Linked DNA regions of Homo sapiens: region 1 is linked to region 2. A link is a loop called in an ENCODE intact Hi-C map of the cell type or tissue named here. Cell type or tissue: ascending aorta. All regions are shown on one strand. Links, peaks and the distances in the headings refer to the core of each region. The heading gives the core; the rest is flanking DNA. Region 1 has its middle 32 kb from the start of ENOPH1. Region 2 holds the start of HELQ (helicase, POLQ like).

What was found. Hi-C counts contacts between places; a loop is a spot of excess contacts. Peaks named below come from ENCODE experiments on the same cell type or tissue, not always from the same donor. Only the 100,000 strongest peaks of a DNase experiment are listed, where the experiment ranks them.
Region 1: it touches region 2 in a loop (3-fold over the local background); 6 of 110 quality-filtered maps call a loop at or near these places.

The regions. Positions count from the first base shown.
Region 1 is chr4:82,461,220-82,464,134 of GRCh38, reverse strand. No RefSeq gene overlaps it. Among named protein-coding and RNA genes, the nearest start is that of ENOPH1, 32 kb to the right of the region's middle. In ascending aorta, for the core only: a CTCF peak has its summit at 1,556 (motif pointing left); a DNase peak (open chromatin) is centred at 1,554.
Region 2 is chr4:83,454,146-83,457,060 of GRCh38, reverse strand. HELQ (helicase, POLQ like) reads left to right here and starts at 1,238. Exons shown (of 18, transcript NM_133636.5): 1 at 1,238-1,664. The coding sequence starts at 1,368. It overlaps MRPS18C (mitochondrial ribosomal protein S18C), which reads right to left and starts at 1,003. Exons shown (of 6, transcript NM_016067.4): 1 at 884-1,003; 2 at 103-152. The coding sequence starts at 983. RefSeq lists enhancers at 951-1,245, 1,232-1,341, 1,682-1,731, 1,160-1,990. In ascending aorta, for the core only: a CTCF peak has its summit at 1,347; a DNase peak (open chromatin) is centred at 1,130; H3K4me3 peaks cover 2,488 bases; H3K27ac peaks cover 2,265 bases.

The sequences.
Region 1 (2,915 bases), core at 114-2,613, 990 kb after region 2:
TGGCTTTACATTATTATCAGCAGCACTGCTATTTTTCCAGTAGTATCATCTATCCAGTTGCTTAAGCTAAAAATGTAAGAGTTACCCTTTCAAATCCAATCAATCAATAAGTGGTCACTGTCATGTCTAAAACCTATTCTGAATCTTTCCACTTCTATTTCTGCTTTTACCACCCTAAGGCAAGCCACCACCATCCCTTACCTTCATTACTACAACAGCCTTCTCAGACCCAGTAGATTGACTCTCTCAAGTGCCAATTTTACCCCCTAATTGGAGAAGAGATGGAAGTGTTCTGTTTGGAGAGGTTGCAGCAATGGGGCCTGGCATTCCAGAGTCTGGCCAGCGTCGTGGGCATGAGCTACAGTGGCAATGGTAGCAGGCTTCCTGAGCTAACCACTGTGAGGTGTCCTCTAACTCCACAGTCCAGTGGTAGTTGCCCTGACTCTTCTCCCAGTTCTTCCACTGATGTTGTATACACCTAACTCCTTGTGATTTTTGCCTGCAGCACTCAACCCTGATATACTTAACTCACCTTCCTGCATGCAGTCATGCCCACTTATAAACCATTCTCCATTCCATACAGAATTCCTTAAATATGTAAACCACTCAGGTTATCTTCTGCTCAAAGTCCTCCAGGGGCTTTTTACCATACTTAGAATACAATTCAAACTTCTTACTGGAGTACAAAGCACTATCATCTGGCTTCAGCCCACTTCTCTGATGGTATCCAGCCACTGGGCTCTCAATTCCTGAAAAAGGCCAAGCTTTGCCCTAGATCTGTGCTATGCTGTTCCATCTGCATGGAACACCAGTTCTCCTAGTTTCCTACATGTCTTCCATGTCATTTAGATTAGATGTCACCTTCTCATCACCCCTCCTGTAAAGTTATTCTACCCTGTGTTCTCTGCAGAGCGCTTACTAGTATCTAATTTTTTCTTGTCTTAGTCACCATTGTTTCTCTTCTCGAAAAATGTATGCACAATGGGAGTAGAGAGGAACTTTGTCCCCTCATAGCAGATCTGGGATGCAAGGTAAATGCTTAATAAATATTTAAGGAATAAATTTGGGTTGAATTTGTAAGGTAGAAATTTTACTTCTGTCAGTTACTCCAAGTGTTTTAGTAAAAACTCCACGTTATTCTTAAATATTAGGTTGAGGATAATATCACTTTGCCATCTGGGCACAGGTGGTAGGTTAACAAACTTTTGGAATATATTATACTCAACTTTGTACTCGTGGGAATAAAAAAAGCCCTGAAAACAATCCCTTTTTAACACTGCCGCTGGAAAAAGGGGCTAAAAATCACTAATTTTTTATTGAGGAAAAGGAATATTAGATAGTTGGATTTCATTCAGGATTACTGCCATTTTTTCCAAACTACTCCAACTCTTGCAACATCAAGCTTTTGGCTTGTAAGGATAAACAAAATATAGTTTTCTCTCTCTTAGCTCCATCTGCTGTATTTGGCGGGCGACGGGGCGGGGGTTGGGGGAGGGGGGGAGGAGGGGTGGAGCCTCACACTTCATATCAAGTCTGGAGAAACAGCACCATCTGCTGGGGAAAGGCTGCCGTGCATCTGCCCTGGCAATAAGCCAGTGGCTTTCAACCTTTCCTTGTGCAACTACACATTTGACATTCTGCGTAGCAACTAAAACCCGCTTTCCAGACCAAAAAGAAGTCCTGCTACTCCAGAAATGTTGATAAGATTAGAGAATCTTCTGTTAAGGGCTTCTCTTCTAAAAAACCAACCTGGGCTTTGACCCAAGATTAGAAATCAGCGCCACTGTAGGAAAGAGAACAACAGAGGTACATCTGGATTAATAAACAGGAATAAAAAGAGCCACAACTTTAAGACGCTTTTGTCCTCCATATTCTCTGCAAACAAGAGGCTGAGGCCTTTGTCCTCTTTTTGGAAGTTCCAGAGGTTTTTTGCCTTCCTTCCCCTCATAAGGACTATGAATTCATCTGACTTCATCTTCTAGCTCATTATCCACATTAAAAAAAGTTTTTTAATGATGCATAACTGTGCATATTTATGGGGTACACTGTGGTGTTTCAATACATGTATACATTGTGTATCACTGCTTACATTCTTAGATAGGTATTTTTCCTCTCTTGCCAATCTACTTTATCTTTCAAATTCTTCCTACGACCTTTCTCCATCATTTGTGAATGGTTTTCCTAGGATCTAAAAACGATTCCATTCAACTAGTTTTTCCCTTACTTTGCAAAATAAATCTGATACTTCAATTTTCTCTTAATTCCTGAAATCTATTGATTTTCTGTCCTCCTTACTCAGTGTACATGGGTAGTAAAATGCCTCTCCACCTCAATCCTTTGCTGGCTAGATGCTGTGTGCCTTCCTTTTTATTCAATTCCTTTCTAATCTAGATCCTAGTGCCTAATCTTCTCATTTCTTCATTTTCCAACTACTCCTTAAATAACATTAAGATATACCCCTTTCTGCCATCTGCCTATGAGCTTTCCAAAAAAGGTATTAAGTTCATCCTTTTATTACTATTTGTGGTTTTATCATCATTTACAAATTATTCCCATTTCTAAGATGTACCTAAACTCATTTCCTTTCTTTTTTATTCATATATTTTCATAGACCCTAGATTTCTTAATTGGCTACTAGATCAAAATTATCAACATAAAATCTTTTATATCCCCTGTCCTCTCATAGTTCTAAGACTTCTTTTTCCTTATTCAAAGCATTTCTAAAATTGCTCCTCCAGGATTCGTGAGTTTTTCTTGATTAGTTAGGAGAGTAACTCCCTCCTTCAAGCATTACCTTAGAGACCTCAAAGTTAAGATTCTCAAAAATATAAGGAACTCCACTCATATCCTGAATGCTTACTATCCAAATGGAATAGTAACCTTATATGTATACATAACTCAAATAATAACCATGA
Region 2 (2,915 bases), core at 284-2,783:
AAAATAAAAGATGTTAGAGTCTAATACCAGATCTCGTTTTAAAAAGAAAAACATTTTGGTCATATTTGCAAAGGCCTTACTAATAGAAAAAAAAATTCTTACCAGGTCCTCATTGCTGGATACCTGTTGTGAACAACCTCTTCTCCAAAGCACTGCGATTAAACAGAAACAGCAATTAACCATTTCTTTTTCTTAGCTGAATAGCTAAAGATTTTTGTTTTTATGGAGACAGGATGAATTAAGGGACACGATATTAAAGAAAGGTTTTGTATTATATTCAGAATGGTTAAAAACTTTTATATTTGGGACAGAGTAAGACTCAACATGGGTGTGCTTTCCAGGGCTTAGGGGGAAAAGAACATATTTTCCCGCCCATACCTGCTCTTTCTGACATTTATTTTCCCTTCATTCCATGGTTAGAGAAAATTCTTAATGCAAATTCTTATAGGAGAAGCAACAGAAAGGCACTGTCATACCAAAAAGAAAGTAACAGACCCGTCCCAGAAAGAATTTATAGAGAAGCACAGAGAAGATAAAATTGCAAAAATTATGCAATTTTGTTCTGTTTGGGGACCTTAGACATCTGGAATTTGCTGCTGGGCGACTCTGGAAATGTCCCTTCCTCACTAAGATTATCCAGAGATCTTAGGAAAGTCTCTGCTTTTTAAGAACCACTCCAACTTCCTCATACGTTTAAATACTTTAAAGGAGTGGATTAGACGACACTAAAACAGTCAAAGGCAATTACAGATTCCCACCCATCTTGGAGAAACTTAATCGCCTAGAAACCAGAGTCGTTTTGCTAACAGGGACGACTCTAACCATTAGGACTAAGGTTAATGCCTGCAGCGCTACAATGGAGCATAGGATATGGAGACTTTACCCGTGTGAGTCCCGGGATGTGTAAGGCTGACAGCAGCCGTTACCAAGTGTGTCAACTTCTTCCTCCCTAGACCACCGCAAACAGCAACCACAGCGGCCATGGTTCCGCGTTTCTTCCACTTCCTTTCGTTCCAAATCGTTCCGAAAGGCCCCTTCCGCTGCTCTTCCCCTGTGGGCTCGAGTACCCCGTTCAAAGGTTCCGCAGGAGAACGCTGAGGACCCGCGAGAGTAGGTGAGGTTTTTCAATACGCATGCGCAGCACCTTTCTGTTCGTGCCCTCCCTACGCGGCAGGTCACGTGAGGCTTATGATTGGACAGGGTAGAAGTTTATGCGTGCTTCCGGTCCGCGAGCCCTGAGAGCTAACTTGGGGTCTTTTCCCAAGGTGGATGTAGAAGCGGGCTCCGGCGTCCCACTCTCCCTTCCATATGGGCTTAGCGTCTGGGTCACTGAGAACGACGTCTGAATAGGGCCCTGGGTCCTTGCCATGGATGAATGTGGTTCCCGCATCCGCCGGCGGGTGTCTCTCCCCAAAAGGAACCGTCCAAGCTTGGGGTGTATTTTTGGCGCTCCCACCGCGGCCGAGCTCGTGCCCGGAGATGAGGGGAAAGAGGAGGAGGAAATGGTGGCTGAGAACAGGAGGCGGAAAACCGCGGGCGTACTGCCGGTTGAGGTACAGCCCCTTCTACTCTCAGATTCCCCGGAATGTCTCGTCCTTGGAGGTGGTGATACAAACCCGGACCTCCTACGTCACATGCCCACTGACAGAGGGGTGGGAGACCAGGTACGGAGGACTTGGAACTTGAAACTGCAAACTTTTGGCATCCTTCCCAGATGCAAAGAGTTGACCAGTTTTATCGCCTTCGTTTACTTCTCTCGTCTTCGTTACCACTGTTAATCGGCACTTAGGAGGTATTGATTGCCTTGTTATTTACATTTCTATATAAATATGAAATGTAAACCCCGAGACATAAAAGTTGTGCACGCAGCAGTTAAGTGGCATGACTGAGACACAAATCTAGGCTTCCAGATAACTGCAGCTCCTACTGTACAAATAAAATCTGCTGTTTATTGAAGACCCGTTATGTTAAGCTAGTTATATTATCTAGATTTTACGACAGTAATCAGGCCCTGAAAAGTTGAGATAGTACAGTTCTTGCTCCAAATCCTGTTGTCTTAATCACTTTACTATATTGCTGCCTCCAGGTTTGTGTGTCTTCTGTGTAGCAGACCACTCCAAGTCAGTATTCAGTTTCTCAGTCTCAATTCCAAATTCCTAGGAACTCCTTGGAGTGTCTAGTGGTACAACCATGTTTCTGTTAGAGGCCAGTCACTGTAGATTGTAGTCTGGGAGGGAAGCGCTGCAGTTATCAGAAACTTCGAATGCGCTGACATTTCAGTAGACGTCTACCAGTCTTCCTGCTGTTTTAGTACAGCTTTAAGAATTACAATCTGGCCGTGTGCAGTGGCTCATGCCTATAATCCCAGTGCTTTAGGAGGCAGAGATGGGAGGATCACTTAAGCCCAGAAGTTCGCGTTCAAAACCAGCCTAGGCAACAGAGACCCAGTCTCTACAAAAAAAAAAAAAAATTTTTTTTTCTTAATTAGCCGGGTGTGGTGGCCTGCACCTGTAGTCCTAGCTACTTGGGAGGCTGAGGCAGGAGGATCGCTTGAGCCCAGGATGTCAAGACTGCAGTGAGCTGTGATCGTGCAGTGGCTGGAGCCACTGTGCTCCAGCCTGGGTGACAGAGCCAGACCCTGTCTCAAAAATTAGAATCTCAGTATCATCGTAACACTCCTGAACCTGCTGTTTAGGCAAGTAATTTAACCTCTTTGGGCCTCCATTTCTTCAGCTGTAAGATATCTATTTACATATAGGTCTGTGATCCATATGTGACCATATAATTATATACTTGGTACAGCCCTAGGCTGAAGTGTTTTTTGGGGGTTTTGTTTGTTTGTTTGTTTTGGTTTTTTTGAGACAGAGTCCCACTCTGTTGCCCAGGTTGGAGTGCAATGGCGCGATCTGGGCTTA